Regions from separate parts of the Mus musculus genome. Here region 1 is linked to region 2. Evidence: chromatin loops called from intact Hi-C (ENCODE). Cell type or tissue: left cerebral cortex. All regions are shown on one strand. Each heading gives the region's core, and the rest is flanking DNA. Links, peaks and the distances in the headings are about the cores only.

What was found. Hi-C counts contacts between places; a loop is a spot of excess contacts. Peaks named below come from ENCODE experiments on the same cell type or tissue, not always from the same donor. Only the 100,000 strongest peaks of a DNase experiment are listed, where the experiment ranks them.
Region 1: a loop joins it to region 2, with 3.0 times the contacts of the local background. A loop is called at or near these places in 12 of 42 quality-filtered maps.

The regions. Positions count from the first base shown.
Region 1 is chr11:109,293,574-109,302,545 of GRCm38, reverse strand. It overlaps Rgs9 (regulator of G-protein signaling 9), which reads left to right and starts at 4,365. Exons shown (of 19, transcript NM_011268.2): 1 at 4,365-4,608. The coding sequence starts at 4,552. It overlaps Gm39441 (a long non-coding RNA gene), which reads right to left and starts at 4,316. Exons shown (of 3, transcript XR_880277.3): 1 at 4,096-4,316. In left cerebral cortex, for the core only: a CTCF peak has its summit at 4,294 (motif pointing left); a DNase peak (open chromatin) is centred at 4,337; H3K4me3 peaks cover 1,275 bases; H3K27ac peaks cover 361 bases.
Region 2 is chr11:109,241,231-109,250,202 of GRCm38, reverse strand. It overlaps Rgs9 (regulator of G-protein signaling 9), which reads left to right. Exons shown (of 19, transcript NM_011268.2): 10 at 147-176; 11 at 1,163-1,224; 12 at 2,026-2,139; 13 at 3,635-3,750. Among named protein-coding and RNA genes, the nearest start is that of Gm39440, 26 kb to the right of the region's middle. In left cerebral cortex, for the core only: a CTCF peak has its summit at 5,475 (motif pointing left); a DNase peak (open chromatin) is centred at 5,373; H3K4me3 peaks cover 316 bases.

The DNA of each region.
Region 1 (8,972 bases), core at 218-8,217, 53 kb before region 2:
CAAGTGTGGATGCTTTCTAGCTGTCTAATTGTCTTTGGAGAAGGGCGAGCCCAGCCTCACTTCCCTTCTGTTGAACTGCAGCTGACCAGTGAGGTGCCTGCTGGCCCCACGTGGTTCCTCAGTGGAATATTAGGTATTGATAAGTCTTCAGAAGGTGTTGTTTGTCCAATTGAGTGAGGGAGAAATACTCTCCATCTAAGAGGATCCCCCAAGTTCCTGTTTTATTTTTACATTTGCAAATGTAATAGATACTTGTGACAACTTCCAACACGACAGAATCCTATGAATGCAAATGAGAACAGTGTGGGCTGAGGCCCATTGAGTCAGGTGAACCCAACTCCATTTATGTCTAAGGCAGGGAGTTATCAGTTGTCACAGGAGTGGGTGCTGCGGAGCTCATTAAAGTGTTCGAAGGCATGCGATGGACTCCAAGACACCTCTAGTCATCGATGGCACCAGAGACGTTTCTCTCCTCTTCTGCTGCTGTCCGCAGTCATTTGGGCTGCTCTGCCAGATTCTGCTCTTGGAGGCTGACCCTAAGATTCACCTCAGCCAGGCTGAGCTGCCCTCTTTATTGCAGACTAGAAGAGTGGCCATCCACAGTAGGAGACTGATGGCAGGACGAGAGATTTCTGGTGTTTATTCTCCAAGAGTTCTGTCCTGGAGACAGTCAAATCTCTCTGAGAAGACTATCTTCTACATAGAGAACCAGCTCTCCTTCCTTTGGGCTTTGGTAATGGGAATGACTTTCCAGTATTTGTCTCTCTCCAGACTTTCCCACGCCTTCTGGTGACTCCTTTTTTTTTTTTTTTTTTTTTTTTTTTTTGGTTTTTCAAGACAGGGTTTCTCTGTAAAACCCTGGCTGTCCTGGAACTCACTTTGTAGACCAGGCTGGCCTCGAACTCAGAAATCCTCCTGCCTCTGCCTCCTGAGTGCTGGGATTAAAGGCATGTGCCACCACACCCGGTTTTCTGGTGACTCCTTTAACACTGGCCAATTTCTAAGAAATTACTTCATGGAACTTCCTGCTTCAAAGCAGTCAGATAGATTCACCATGAGGAAATGAACCCCTTATGGTCCCTCCTCCCCTCCCACACTGTAAAAGAAGCCCAAAGGTGAGAGACATGCCTTTTAAACTCTGTACCCCCAGTCCTTGGTACAGTGGGCTGAACTACGGAAGCTACGACATTCTATCAAGATGATTATTGACTTAGGTATCGAAGGACATTGCAGCTTGTGTGGATGGCACACCATCATACGTAGAATAGATTTTGTTCTTTGAGGACAAGATCCATGGCACTGTAAATTGCGTTGCATAATATTTAGGGCTGTGATCTAAGTTTAGGCTCTGAATCACACTCTTATAAGGATGACAAGAACACAGGATACCCGTGATGAAGAGGACAATGACAGAATCATTGTAACGGAGTCATAGAACGATTAGCTATTAGCACTATGCTCCTCTGACTTGTTGGATTTGAGGGTCAGTCTCTTTGTTGAGGTATTGTTTACAAACAGCAATGGACTCTAATTTGAGCAACATAATTGAGTGTTAATAGATGAATTCGCCAGTGTAACCACCAATGCCTATTAAGGTGGTCACCTTTACAAAGATTAGTTTGTATGTATAAATGTATGCATGTAAGTGTGTTTGTGTGAGTGCACGCCTGTGCGTGGGAAGGCTGGACACACATGTTCATATGTGTGGGTGTTGTGGTCTTGGGTGTCCTGCCTTACAAGCCAGCTACTTGTTATTTAAGATATGGTCTCTCATTGGTCTGGAGCTCGCTGCATAGGCTGGGCTTGCTGGTTAGGTATCTCTAGGGATCTGACTGTCTTCTTCCAGTACTGGAGTTACAAGTGTACTTAATGCTCCGTTTTTCTTAGAAAAAAAAAAAGTGGGTCTCTGGGGATTGAACTCAGGTCCTCAGGGCTGCACAACAGGTACTTTACCCACAGTGCTCCCCTCAGTATTGAACATTTATATTTCTTGGCATTTCCCCTTCTGCCCATTCCCATTCCATCACAGACCCAGCCCTTCCAAACTGCATCAGTATTATGATCTGGTGTCCAGTGAGCTCCCTGTCACCATCCTCCAATCCTGCTGACTCCTGCTTCTCTATCCTCTCTCACTTGCTTGAACCCCCTTTCCCTTCGAGACCCCATAATGCCCCCTCATCACAGTTGCCATCCACTCAGACAAAAGGCCTTCCCAAAGCACTGTGTTGTGCCGTCTGGTTTTCGACATATCTGAATTGTGTTTTGCACTGGTTTTATGCAATTATTCTTTCCTTCCATGAAACTGTAAGTTCCTTGAGACAGAGATGATGGGAATCACAGCCTGTTTTGAATGCCAGGCCTTTCGGCACAAAGCCCAGCACACAATATAATTGTTGTTTAAATAGGTTAACGGCATCAATTTCTTTTCCAGGCTGCTACCTAAACCTTTTATATCAAATTACATATTGGAGCATTTTGGAAGGAACAGAGACTTAGCTCTGCGGGAGAGCCCCAGAGACACTCTTGCCCTTGGGAAGGCCCTGGCCCAGCTTGCCTCAAGGGGCTCTCACCTGCCTCACAGCTCCTGTTGGTTTCTGCCTGTACTGTTTGCTGGCTTCTCTATGTTTTCTGGCTTCCTCCACTCATCTTTCATTTCTGCTTCCCCCCTGAATTCAGCTCGCAATTCACCTCAGATTCCTCTTGTCTCCATGTCCCATCTCTCTGGCTCTGGTTGACATCTGCAAAGGTAATATAATAAATACTCTAAGAAGCGTAACCTAAGCTTTGTGGAACCACATCGCAGGCTGAGGACCAGCCTCTGGTACACCCACCAAGCATCTCTGGTCCAATAGGCTAAGAGAAAATCCTCCAAAATATGACTGCTTCACAGGGAAGCTTGAAAGAAGAGATGACAGTGAGCAGCATGCTCTCTACGACGGCTCCTATTCTAGAGCTGAGCACAATTCCTTACATTTTCGATTTTCCTCATTGCTGAATGACTTAAGCTCCCAATCCACCCCCTTAGGAAATCACCTCTATTTTCCTTACTCAGAATTTATAGAACTAAGAAATGCTGGCTTTATTTGCTTATGTGTATTCCGTGTAACACTAAACCCAGAAGTTGTTCCATGAGGAAACGTCAAGACATTGCAGCTTTTTCCTGGGATCCCAGCTCACATAAGGAACACGCTTCTCAGAGGTCTGGTATGATTGGCAGAAACCCCGGTCCTCTGCATCAACCCATCCCTGGAGAGCTCACATCCTTTTCACTGAAGTTTGTGATGTGGGGGCTTCTGCATGGGGCCCAGGGGAAACGAGCACTTTGACATTGTTTGCAAACTGGAGTCAGTGTTATGTGAACATGTGTGTGAGCATGCTTTCTGAGAGTGTCCACAGCGTTCAACGGATTCTTACAAATAAATGTGCCTGAAAGGAAAAAAAAATAGTGGATAAGGGCTTAGATGCTAAAGGTATACCAGTTGACTGAGCACCACTAAGGCGAATCCCTTTGTTCTTTTTCAACTTAAACATGCGAGATGCGACATTGTATATCTATCCTGCTTGTGTAGACTAAGTGGAGGCTTCATCCTTTTTTTTTTTTTCTGGATATATGCCAATATAGGCTCATCAATTGGTGACACATACCAATCTCCCCAGACAGGTTGACCCTGGAGGGGGGTTATGAATGTGTGGAGCAGGTGGCCACTCTGGAGGCATCTATTCTGTCCCATCTGCCCAATTTTTAGGTCAGTTTAAAAGTTCCTTTAAGAGTCTATTAAAGACAAACAAATACAAGTATCGGGAATTAGAAGTAAAATATAATTTGCCTAAGGGCACACAGTTAGCTAAAGAGTGTCTATGGGCTTCTTCACTTCTTCCTCTCTTGAAACCAACATCTTACTAGTTAGTCTATTTGTTAGGCCAATTAATAAAAGTCTACATCTGGTATTTTTTTTTATCTTAAATATCTATCTAGGAACAATCACAGCGTTGCTCACTTATCTATTAGAAGCTTCATGGACACTTCTATTGGATACCATGAAACTGTTTAAAATTTTCTCTTCTCTTATAAAGAAATTCTTAGCGCTGACTTACCCAAAGATGTCCAACTCTCCTGCAAGCTGGCGTCGGAAAGCTCCTTTCCCACTGTGCTCTGTCTCACTTCTGTATATAAAGAGATTAACAGGCTCACACACCTTGGGGCAGATGCTCTAGCTTCAGCATCCCTGATCTGGCCTTCCTACCTGAGGTTTGGTCCAGGTGGAGCCGGACGCCGCCCCCTGGTGGCAGGTGGGAGCCCGCGCAGTGCATGCTAATGAGCGCGCGGCGCTGCTCGCTGATTGGTTGGCGCGAATTCCAGCTGCTTTGCATGTCGGCGGGTGCGAGGGAGAGTCGAGGGGTGGAGGGCGGTATTCTGGGCCCTGCGCGCTCCGCTCTCTGTGCCTCCCGGTCTACGCCCAGGCTGGGGCAGACCAGGCTGGCTTGTGAACTTGGGGGTTTCCCCTTTCGCTCCCATTCGTGTTGTGGTCGTGAATTCATCCAGGGTCCAGAATGACGATCCGACACCAAGGCCAGCAGTACAGGCCGAGGATGGCATTTCTCCAAAAGGTACCCTGGGAATCCCCATCTGGACCCTGGCAAGTGGGCGGGGACCCAGTATGTGGAGTGTCCAAGGGAAGATTGGGCAGGGGCAGAGGGCGTCCATCTAGGTCGATCCGCGCTGCCCAATTTTACTAAATGACTTCTATGTGGCTCTATGTGTTGTATTTAAAAACCATAATGATTGGGTTTTCGCGTAAACTGTAGTGGAGAATTCGAAGGCAGCCGTGATGGTCTGCTGCAGGCCAAAAACAACCTGTTACTCAGGAGAGTGCTTGAAGCTGCGCGGTGATTTGAGACAGCCTATATTGTTACAAGGAATCGGCTATTAAATGAACATTTCCCCCAATACTAAACAGCAGGATTTTTAAGTGTGTGTATGCCTGTGTGTATAAAAAGACCAGGAAAATGTGATTTGTGGGATCAAGAGCCTCCCCTGATCCCAGGATGGCAATCTGTGTGTTTTCTGTATAGTTAGAACCGTTTCTTGTCGATGGCTAATGGCCAGAACAGGGTGTCCGTTCCCGATGGACATGTGGGAGGTGGAATGTACCTATGGGGTGACGTGTTTGGGGACAAAGTGGTTCATTTAGTTCTGGGCTTTTAAGTTAGACAGTGTGGGAAGAGACACTCACAGGATTAAGTCCCAGGTCACTTGTCTGCCCTACCTCTGGCTCATGCCACTTTTCATAGGATTATCCTGTTGAGGGAATTAGCCCGATGGATGTTCTGTGACAAGCTGGGCCCTCCCTGCCTTGAGCCTCTGGAGCTTAGCAACTGGGTGCAGTTGGTGACTAAGTATCCTAATCTACAAGATGTTAAAAGCTGGACAGACCTGGGCACACCAGGACATTCGGCACACCTGGTCATCTCCCCGAGAAGCCAGATAGAAGAGATGTAAGGGCCATGCCGTAAACAGAAGGGAACACTGTCTCACTCAGGAGAGTAGACAGTGCAGCTCCCAGCTCCTGAAAGGACAAGAGGCTGCCCAAGTCTGGTGGTCCAAAGTCGAACGTCATTTTCAGATCGTGTCTAGGCTGGTCTTCTCCTGCCGTGCAGGACGGCCCTGGCTTGGAGCTTAGAGCACCTATCTGTAGCACTCGTGTGTTTATCACTCCCATGCATCCTTTCCCTTGGCCTTCTGAGTGGTGTCTTGCTCTCCAGCATCCTCCCCCCACACCCCCGGCATGCTGTACCTCCACACAATCTTCCTCAGCTCCTCCTCAGACCCTCTCACTTCCTCCCCAGCCTGTCCTCTGATTCTCTCCATCCTAACCTTCCCCCCTCACCTCCACCCCAGCCTCCCCTTCTACACCCTGTCCAGTCCCATCTAGCCCATCTCCCCTTTACTCCCAGCCAAACCTCTTCTTCTACACAGCCTCTGCATTCACCCTACTTCATGGTCCTCACTGCCTCTCCCCTCCTCCCTGACACCCTTCATACACATTGGTTTTCTTTCCCACACTGAGTGAGTTCTCATATAGGATGTTCCCCCCACCCCTGGCCCCATTGGCTTCCTAGATGCACAGGACACTGTCCACCCTTTGCAGCCTGGTTGCTCGGGGCCCAGTTTCCACCATCTCCCTGGCTCTTCCTCTTACTCAACTCCCACTCCTGCCCTCCAAGGAGAAGAACAAAGCAGGCCAGCCACCCTAAGCTGTCACTCAGAATGTCCTCATTTCTCTAGGACCCCATGCTTTTACAGAAAGATCCTTTCCCCCCTCTGCCAAACTCCCGCTCCTCTGTGAAGCAGGGTCCTTCTGACTCCATGGGGAGAGCAACTTCCCTCTCTGGATCTACAGACTGTGTCCTCCTCACCCACAGTATTGTTCTCCTAGCTGCTTTGTCCTGGTAAGGATCCTGTCTGCTTCCCATCTGTGCCCACTGGGGTCTTGAGTTGGATCACAGAACCCCGTAGGTCAGAGGACAGAACAGAGGTCTACAGAACCTCAGGAGCCTATGGTAGAAAGTCCTCAGCAGTTATCCACCTGAGTTAGTAACCAGGCTTTCAGAAAAAAGGCCGGGACCAGCAGAATGCGGACCCAGGTGAGGTACTATTCTCCACTCCATCAGTGTCCAAGGTGGGCAGGGCTTTGCGTGCATTGTCTTGTTTTGTCAGACAGTTGCCATTGTCCTTTACAGAGAAGGATACTGAGGCTCAGAGAGGTTAAGTGACTTGCCAGGCACACAAGCATAGGTGGAACCTGGAAACAATACAGGCACGGCAAGTGTGATACAATGATCAGAGTCTTCTTCTGGTGTGGGATAGGGGAGGGGGCCTGCATAACCAGGGGACATGGGTCTGAGAACTGAAGGATAAATGGGGGAGTCTAGGCAGAGAGAGAGAGAGAGAGAGAGAGAGAGAGAGAGAGAGAGAGAGAGAGAGAAAGAAGAAGAAGAAGGAGGAGGAGGAGGAGGAGGAAGAGGAGGAGGAGAAGGAGGAGGAGAAGGAGGAGGAGGAGAAAGAGGAGGGAGGAGAAGGAGGGAGAGAGACAGACAGACAGACAGAGACATAGAGAGACACAGAGAGGAAGGAGGGGGAAGAAGAAGGAGAGAGGGAGAGAGACAGACAAACACACAGAGATAGACAGGGAGACAGAGAAAGGAAGAAGGAGGGAAGGAGAGAGAGACAGAGACAAACACACAGAGATAGAGAGACAGAGAGAGACAGAGGAGGGAAGGGGGGGGAGGGACAGATAGATGAGACTGCAGGAAGAGAGGACAACATGCACCAAGGTATGGAAGTGCAAAGACACAGGGGATCTGGTGAGTCTGAGGGTCTGTTGGCCCTTCGTAGACATATTTTAAAGCACAAGAAACAGGCAGAAAGGTAGAGGGAGCAGGGGAGACAATAATGAGCCCGATAATAATGAGCCCCCAGAATGCCTTGAAGGCAGTTTGATCCCCTACCCACCCTAGGGAATCATTGCAAAGTTTGGAACAGACAAATGATGTGCCTGACTGTAAGCTAAGATGACCACTGTGGTGAGACAGATGGATAATAAGCTATCTTCATTTCCCCCGAGTCCAGCAAGTCAATGTAAGGGTCTCCTGTACCTGCCCCATTACTCCAGACACCCTGGAAATGGAGGCTCTTCTCAAAGGCGGGAGACCGATGCTGCTCAGTAGGGCCTTGTCTCCTGTGAGTCAAAGTGTTTCCATCACAGACCTCCACCTCAAGCTCAGTGCAATTTGGGGAGGAATGGGTTTGTTTTATCTTATACTTCTAGGTAGCAGTTTATCACTGAGGGAAGTCAGGGCCCAAACCCGGAGGCAGGAAGTGAAGCAGAGGCTACAGAGGAACACTGCTTACTGAATTGTTCCCCAGTGCTTGCTCAGCCTGATGTCTGATAGCATCCAGGACTGCTAGCTCAGTGGTGCCACTGCCTACAGTAAGCTGGGCCTTCCCATATTAATCCTCAATCAAGAAAATGCCCCATAGGCTGGCTTACAGGCTAATCCTATTGAGGCATTTTCTTTATTAAGATTCCTTCTTCTACTGAGTTCAAGGCCAGCATTCACTCTACAGAGTGAATTCCAGGACAGCCAGGGCTACACAGAGAAACCCTGTCTCGAAAAACCAAAACTAACTAACTAATAATAATAATAATAATAATAATAATAATAATAATAATAATAAAAAGATTCCTTCTTCTAAAATGACCCTCGCTTGTATCAAGCTGACATGAAAACTAGCTGTTACAGCTACATAGTGAGTGTGAGATCGATCTTGGCTCAAGAAGACAAGTGTGACCGAAAGGTAGCGATCCACCTGCCGGGGCTTTACTATAGAATTAGCTGGTGACACATGACAAACTGAGGAGCATCTGGCCCCATAGACCCTTACTCTGGTGCTGGTCCACATATCTCAATGGTAACATGGTCACTATCCTGGCCATTTTAGCTTCAGTGCCCCGGGGATTTCTTGATGTCATCGGAAGGAGCCCTCTTTTAGGTGACTTGACTTTTCTGTGTCGCTTATGGTATCTCCCTTCTGCTTAGATAGCCATTGAGAAGCAGCGGTGTTAAGGAGATTTGGTGCAGAGGGAGAGAATTGCTCTCCCATATCATCCTTTTTATTAGGTATACAAAATGCAGTGCTGGGGTGCCAGGTGCCAGGCGCACCAAGGAGCTTGGAGTCCAGTGGGTAATGCATACTGGGTAAACCGTGAGAAACACGGTATGTGGTTGTGGGGCATTGTTGGAGGATGTGCCCAGTGCGGGAGAAGTATGCTGTGTATGCTGTGCTCGGGATCGGAGGAGTAAGGTTGCTCAAGGAGGCTTGTAACTGAGTTATGAAAAATCATTGATGTTTTTCCAGGAGGAGGGGAAGATGGGCAACATCTTAGGCTGATATAAAATACATACATGTA
Region 2 (8,972 bases), core at 643-8,642:
CGGTGGCGGGGGTGGGATCCCGACTTTTAAGTATGGGGAGAAGAGCAGTTTTCTCACGGGCAATGTTTCCTATTTTTTCAAATGGACATTTGAACCGTACCGACTTAATGGCACCGATTTAATGGCTTTTCTTCTTTGTTTTACAGAAACAAACTGTCACTGCTGTCAGAAAAGAGGTAATGAGTCTCCCAGTTCCAGGGAAGCTTGGTTTTAAAGTCTTCTAACAAATTATGCGTACCGTGGCTTTATGCTTCACATGCAAGTAATGAAATGAAATCCATGTGTACTGTTCAGACAGTTGTTTCCAAATCAATGGGCAGCAAAGGATGCTTGGTGAGGTCTGAATGGAGCAGATGCTAAGGCTTGGGATCTGAAATGTCCCTTGAAGCCACACATCTGAGGGATGGTCAGGGAGGACTGTGGGAGAGAAGACTGTGCATCCCCAAACTGGACCCCACTCTTACAAATCCATTTGGAATCTGAGCAGGGTGACTAGCTATCTACTTTGGTCGGTCTCTGCAGGACTTCAACGGATATCTCCCCATCTCACTTCAAACCTCCTTTGGACATTTTGTGTCCCGTCCCCCCGCCCCCCAGCTGTTGGTTTTTCTCAAACTGGCACACGATGGGTTAAGGAGAATATTGACCAGAAGTCTGAAGTGTGAACCCAAGCCCTGACTTAGAGATGTAGAGTACACTATTGGTGTAGATACATGGCCTTGGATCTTTGTAATATCAGAGTTAATTGTACTCAAGGGCGGGGAGTTGGAGATCATATTACTTATCTTGTTGCCTGACCAAAGCAACTTAAGGGTGGAAGGGTTTACCTGGCTCACAGTTCTAGGGGGATACAGTCCACCATGGGAGCAAGCGGGAGTCACAGCAGCACTGCACAAGGCAGCTGGTCACAGGGCATCCACAGTCAAGAAACAGAGAGCTATGAATGCAGTTGCTGCTCAGCTGACTTTCCTCGGTGTCTTCAATCCTGGAGCCCGGCCTGTGGCCTGGTGCTGTTCACTTTAAGGGTGGGGCCTCCCATCACAACCCAGTCTAGAAATCCCCACATAGACATCCCCAGAGGTCTGTCTGTCTGTCTGTCAAGTGATTCCCGAGTCGTGACTAACAATCACAGCTGTCTTCTAACAGCCGTCTCTCTTTCCAGATCATGTATTACCAACAGGCCTTAATGAGGTCCACAGTGAAGTCTTCGGTGTCTCTTGGAGGGTATGTCCCTGATTTGTCTTGCTAAATCACGAATGATAGGTGTGTAAGAGAATGTCTGCTTTAAGTCAAACATGACAGGCAACGTGAAAACTGACCGTAGGTTCCAATGAACCATATTTTGTCACTGCTGACTTCCAACATTAGGTTACAGGTCAGGGTCTCATAAAAATCTTCAGATAGCCTTTATACCTTCCCAAATTAATAGTTTTTTTAAAAAATGATCCATCTTCCCTAAAAGTAAGCCTATGGCTATGGGCAGAATTCATGGCAAGAACCCGTGGTTCTCCTTGCACACAGATAAGAGCATTGCTTCTGTCTCAGACATCAGGAAATGCATGAACTCAGAAGGCCCCACTTAGCTTGAGGCCAAAGGGTTTCCAGTAGTGCACTGAAGTTCCCAAACATAGGCATTATTGGTTCCAGAGGTGGAATCTAGAAGATCAGTGGTCTTGGTTCATCTGTGACAATTGCAGCTTCTAAAATGGACACCAAGACACAGATTGAGTCAACTTTGGAATGTAAAATCTTCCTATGACATGTGACAAAGCCATGTTTGAACTAGGGACAGAAAATTGACAAGGGGACAGGACTGGAAGAAAAACAGCACTATCACACTAGGACAGATCTCTCTAAATAGCTTCCCATCCCAGGGCTGTCACACATTTTTTTCTGAGAAGACAGTAATAGACATGTAACTAAGCCGATACCAGAAGAGAGGCCAGGCAGGCCAATTATGCCATGGAATTATCCGGGCTCTCTGGGTTGGATTTCTAGGAAGCCCTCTTTCTATCTGCTTTTCAGAATTGTCAAGTACAGCGAGCAGTTCTCGTCCAATGACGCCATCATGTCCGGCTGCCTTCCAAGCAATCCTTGGATAACAGACGACACCCAGTTCTGGGATTTAAATGCCAAATTGTATGTATTTCAAACATTGAAATTTTAACAAATCTGGTTTGTTTGATTTTATTTTGTCGAGTGTATGTGTGTGATGTGTTTGCACGTGTGTATGATTGAGACCAGGTGTGTGGGTCCATGTGTTCATGTGTATGGAGGCCTTAGGCTGGTATCAGATGTCTTCCTTCCACCCATCTACACTTTGTTTATTAAGTGGTGGTCTCTCACTGAGCCCATAGTTCTCCAGTTCTGGCTAGTCTACCTAGCTAGCTTTCCCTGGGGATCCCGTCTCTGCCTCCTGAGGGGGCAGTTTACAGGCGGCTACCACACCTGCTAGGTTTTTACATGAGTTCTGGAGACCCAAAGTGGTTTTCACACTTTTATAGCAAATGCTTTATCCACTGAGCCATCTCCTCAGCCCAAAATGTGCTTTATTTTAGGGTGGTCTGTGGTTCAGTTGGTAGAGTGTCTAGAATTCATGAAGCCTCAGATTTGACCCCCAACACAATATAATGGTGCACCTGTAACCCCAGCACCTGGGAGGCAGGAGGATCAGGCATTCAAGGTTCCTGAGCTACATAGCAGGTTCAAAGCCAACCTGGTATACACCAGGCCCTATATCAAGTTTGAGTTTTTTTTTTTTTGAGTTGTAATTCATATGTCATACAATTTACCCATTTAAAGTGTACAGTTAAAATTTTGTTATATTGACAGGGGAATATAATCTCTACCACAATGTTTTAAAAACAAATCTGCACCCTCTAGTTGTTGGTGCCCCCAAATCTCCACTCCCTGCCCTCCCCCTAGATGGTCAGTGGTCAATCTATTTTCTGATTATCCGTATTCTTCTATTCTAGATGCTTCCTGTAAATGACATCATAGGATGTGTGGTCTTTCATTGGGCATTTTTCACTTCCTGCTAAACTTTCAGAGTTTATTCACACTGTAGCAGGATGTAGCATTTTGTTTCAGTTTTGTATAAACAAACTTCCCTGTGTGAACCCGTCTGTCTAGAGAAGGACATTTGGGCTTTTCCCAAGTGGTAACTATCATGACAAATGCTGTCACAAACATTCGTGCACATTCAGGGTAAAAGGGAAGTCTTGGTGAGTGACAGATGCTGACTGGTAGCTGTGACCACAGCATCCAGGGACCAATATGTCACTGGAATTCTAACCTGGCTTGAAGGTGGCAGCCTGAGCCTTCATAGATTGTTTTATGACGGGGATCTTTACCCCTGAAGAACAGGGATCCACTGGGTTGTGACTCTCCCTCAGCTCTGGGAGGCCACATCTCTGGTGTGAACCCCAGGGGACTTGGAGGCTGTGTCCTCCTAGTAAGTGGCAACTTGGATTGTGTGTCTATGCAGAGGCTAGGGGGCAGAGCAAAACTGGGATCAGGTGGAGACATTGGCCAAGGACCTCATGAAGGTTGGTAGACCTATCACTCCCACTGAGGCTAAGTACAGCCCCTGTCTCCCAGGGAGTGCCACATTTACCAGTCACCATCCTTGCAGGGTGGAGATCCCAACCAAGATGCGAGTGGAGAGATGGGCTTTCAACTTCAGCGAACTGATTCGAGACCCCAAGGGTCGGCAGAGCTTCCAGTACTTTCTCAAGAAGGAATTTAGTGGTGAGTTCTCTTTCCTTCCTTCCTTCCTTCCTTCCTTCCTTCCTTCCTTCCTTCCTTCCTTCCTTCCTTCCTTCCTTCTTTCCTCCCTCTTTCCCTTCCTCCCTCCCTCCTTCCCTCCCTCCATCCCTCCCTACCTCTGTTCTTTCCTACCTTCCTCCTTCCCTCCCTTCCTCCCTCCCTTTCTTTTAATTCCTCTTCTCTCCCTCCCCTTCCCTCCTCTCTGAGACAGGATTACGTGTAGCCCAGGCTACCTCTTGGTTCTTTTGACTCTCCATCCCAAGTGCTGGGAACATGCATGAGACCCTCTACTTGGTGTTAAAGGGTGCTGAAGCTCGAACCCACAGCTTGGTGGGTGCATGGCAAAGACTTCAGGGACTAAGCAGCCCCTCCTTCCAGCACGAGTCTTTTAAAAAAAGTTACTCTCCCTTTCATGGCCAGCCTAGACTTTTAGGAGTTTTGCAGTGGGTGCTTCCATACCTTGTTAAGGTCTAAACAGGATCTCCTGCTTTCCCAGGAGTAAGAGTCTAACCTGGGTCCAGGACCTTCATTTTCCATAGGCTCAGAAAGTCACTGCATTCTGAGGTGTGTGTGTGTGTGTGTGTGTGTGTGTGTGTGTGTGTGTGTGTGTGTGTGTGTATAGCACCAGGGAATGTTAACATCTTTTCTACAATCTCCTTAGCCTCACTCACAATTCCCAGGGAATTCTCCATCCGTTCTTGGTTTCCCTCATTTCATTGCCCAGAGTTCTTCTAACCCATTTCCCTGGCCTCTGGCCCTCTACCCTCACCTAAGTACATCTTCAAAGGCCAGGAAGCTGAACAAGCTAAGCTTCCCAGGCTCTTTGGAAGTCCTATTGCCTTTAGCTTAGATGTTCTGTAGATTCAACCCAACCATGCATATCTTTTAGATTTATTTTATTTTACACACACACACACACACACACACACACACACACACACACACACACACCCACACCCCAATATGTATTTCTGTATACCATATGCATGCAGTGCCCATCCAGGCCGGAAGGGGTGTCATATTCCCCAGAATTGGAGTTACAAAGGGTTGTGAGCGGCCATATGGGTGCTGGGAATTGAACCGATCCTGGAAGAGGAGCCAGTGCTAAACCACAAAACCATCTCCAGCCCTGCACAGATATGTTAAACTCGTGTCCACCCCGGACCCAGATGCCTTTTTAATTGGACTGAGTTGCAGTCGCTGTGGTCTTGAAAGCTTCCTTGGTGATTGAAGTGTAACCTCTTGCCCTGGTTTCTTCCAAGCCTTCAGAGGATGCGGGCTTTAGTGGAGGAGGTCTGTCTCTGGGTGTCTCATCCACTGAGAAACATCCGGGAACACACTGAGGCCGGATTAGAACCAATTACACGTTCAATTTCTTTGCCACCTTTGCCGACAAATTGGCTTTTATGCGATTTATTTTATCTGTTTGTCCATTCCCATCACCGGGGAGCTCCGTGATTGGGTTTGAGACTCCAAGGCTGATTACCCTAAAGCAGTTAGTCTGGGGCCCTGCTTCTGAAGCGAGTCATACTGGACGTGCTTTAGTCTGGATGGCGGCCCGATACAGAGCATTGCATTAGAACATGGCTTGCTGTAAATCATTCTCTCTAAGCAAGCCAAATCGCATAAATGTAATAGCCCTCCGAAAGATGGATGGAACAGGAGCGGGCGCCTCGGCGCCCCGTGACTAAGTGGAAATGGTGCCATCTAGTGGACAGTAAGTAAAGTAGCATGCTGAGCTTCAGCCATGCATCCCTTGATAAAAGCAAGCATCTAGAAAATTTTCCTTGCATCTCTGAAACCGTATTATATAGTCAGTCTCCTGAGGAGCGTCAGAGGGATTCATGTATGAACAGGGAACACAAACCATTGGTTTTCTTATTTAATTAAAAACTTAAAACTTAGGTATGACCCATATGCGATTCATCCCCACCCCCACCCCCACCTTTAAATTGAAGTTTCATATAACCCAGGCTGACCTCAGATTCACTGTGTGGCTGAGGGTGAACCTGACGTCCAAGTCCTCCTGCCTCTGTCTTCCAAGTGTTCTGTTGTTGTTGTTGTTTGGTTTTGAGACAGCAGCTCTCTGGGTAGCCCAGGCTGGCCTCAAACTCGTGATCCTCCTGCCTCAGTCTCTGAAGCAATAGAATTGTGTAGCCCACCACCCTGGGCTCAATCCAGTGGCTTTGATGTCTTGCGTCATCTTATATATTCACCGAACCGTACAACTGCCAACACTAGCTAATTCTGTAACAGCTCAGGGAGGAATGCCTTACCCATGGTAGGTCATTTTCAGTTCTTCCCTCACCATGGCATGCTGCACACTCCTCTCCCTCAGTCTCCGTGGATTTGGGTATTCCACGTGCTTCTTGTGATGGGGACCGTACAGTGTGTGACCTTTTCTTACTTGGTGTTCTACACTCTTCTTTATGGCTGTATCAGGTCCATTGTCTGTGCGTACCACCTGTATTCATCCATCATGGGATTTTTTAGGTTATTTTTTTAAACTTATGTCTGTGGGTGTTTTGCTTGCAGGTATGTTTGTAAGTCTGTGTGCATGTCTGGTACTCACAGAGGCCAGAAGAGGTGAGCTGGTCCTCTAGAACTAGAGTTATAGATGGTTGTGAGCCACCATGTGGGTGTTGGGACTTGAACCTGGGTCCTCTGAAAGAGCAACAAATGCTTGTACCCATGGAACCATCTCTCCAACCCTTGAATTTGGCTTTGGGCTTTATGAATACTGCAGTGAAATCTTATATGTGTTTTAAGGTGTTTATTTAACGTTTTAAAATGAGTGTGTATAAATACTCCTGTGAGTGCATACATGTATATGTAGGTGCTTGAACACATGTCTGCCATTGAGTGTGGAAGCCTGAGAAATTGACCCCAGGAGTCTTCTTTGGTCATTCTCTGTCTTAGTCATTAGTCATGAAGTCAGGGGCTCTCAATTGAACCCAGGTCTCACTGATATGGCTGATATGGCTATCCAGCTGCCTCTACCTCCCCAAAGGGTAGGAGGATTACAGGTAGGCCTCTGTGCCCACCTTAATTGTTTTTTACTTAGTAAAATATATGTAACACAAAAATGTACCATTTTAACCATTTGAGTGCCACTGTTCACTGAGCAATCAATGTGTCTGGGTTTCTAGGATGTTGTCTCAAGCTGAAACTGTGTACTTAATTACTAACCTCCTATTCGCCCACCCCTCGGTGGCTGCCATGCCACACATGCCTCTCTTAGTTTGACAGCTTTAGGTTCCTCATGCCAGTGTAATCGTAGGATCAGTGTCTGAGCTACTTGTAACCTCTGTTCTACTCAGCATGCCATTGCTGTGAAGAGACCCCATACCACAACACCTCATAAAAGAAAGCATTTAATCGGCCTGGCTGACAGAGGTTAAGTCCCTTACCATTACAGTGGGGAGCACGGTGGCTTACAGGCAGACATGGTGCTGGAGAAGTGGCTGAGAGTTCTTCCAGATAAGAGCTCAGTCAGCCACTGGATTCGCAGTCAGCAGGAAGAGAGCGGCTCTGGGTGTGGAATGGGCTTTTTGAAATCTCAAAGCCCATCCCCACAGACACGCTTCCTCCAACAAGGCCACAAATCCTAATCTTTTCAAGTAGTAATACCCCCTGATGACCAGGTATTCCAATTGATGGTCCTATGGATGGGGGGGGGGTATTCTCATTCAAACCTCCATGATGCCTTCAAGGTTCATAGAACACCATGTTCTACCTTGCCGTCTGCTGCTGTGATAAAAACCACCACCACCCAAAACAACCTGTGGAGGAAAGAGTTTACCTCGTTCATATTTTCAGATCACAGTGCATCACCGAGGGAAGTAGAGGCAAGAAGTCAAGCAGGAGCTGAAACAGAAACCACAGAGAAGTACTGCTCATTGGCTTGTTTCCAGGCTAGTGTTTAGTTACACTTCTTATACAGTCCAGGCCCACCGCAGTGAACCGGGCCCTCTTCTATCAATAATCAATCAAGAAAATGCCCACAGATATAGCACAGGCCAGTGTAATTGAGGCAATCCCCCTCCCCCCATTGAGATTCGCTCAGATAACTCTGGGTTGTTTCCAGTTGGCAGCCGAAGCTAAGAGATTCTTTCACGGCAGATGTGTCGGTATATCACGGGTGATCCTCCTCTGTGCCATTTTGAGTTGTTTTTTTTACCTTTTGACGTTTATGAATAATTGCTCATTTAATCTAGTTATAAGTGATTAACTTTCAATAAGCAAGAGGTGTGGATGTCACAACAATAGATTAATGAAGAAAAACATTGGCCTGTGATTTCTGTCCAAAGAATATGTGCCTCTGGTTATGGGACAAATTCTAGCTAGTGTGGAGTTGTGCAGCTTCTGCCCGTCTGACATAACTGGGGGCTCTCAGGAAACACTGTGGAAGCAGAGGAGAAGGTTTTCTTTCCTATTAAACGGCACCACAGCACTTCAGAGTGTGAGTGTGTATGTACACACACACACACACACACACACACACACACACACACACACACCCTGTTACTTGCTTACTGATGACACCATCTTTATTTTCTCAGGTGTAATTGATACGTGGCATCACTAGAATCCTTGTACCAACACATCCTGATGCTTTTTGGGTTCAGCCAAGCACTGGGGAGTAAATGTGAAATTGGCAAGAGGTTAAGGATTTTGGGGGTCTGTTTTCTTTTCTCTCTCTCAGTCTAGAGGAACAAAATCTCTCTGGTTCTCATGACATTAAGCACCCCTAGTAGTCAGGTATCTTCTAAGCATCTGCTATCAGCTTTCAAATAGTCCAAGGACTTTTGGGCGGGAAGATGGTGGTGTACAGAAGGTGGGGGTCCCTGGGCACAGTCAACCAAAACAGGCAGGAGTCACATGGGCATGAGACGCAGCAGAGCGTAGGAAGCTGTAGAGTGAAGTCATCCATGCTCATGAGCCTGTGTGAATTGTTCGGGAAGTGTTTGCTATAGATAAGTTCTCGGCCAGAAAGAATATGGGCGCTGGTAGGATGGTTCGGTGGGTAAAGGCGTTTGCCGCTCAGCCTGGTGACTTCAGTTCAGTCCCTGGGACCCACATGATGAAGACGACCAACTGCATAATTCAACCTTTAACCTCTACACCCATGCCCGCCCACCAATAAACAAACAAATACCAATTTAGAAAAAGAACATGGCAGAGATTAGGATGTATCGTTGGAG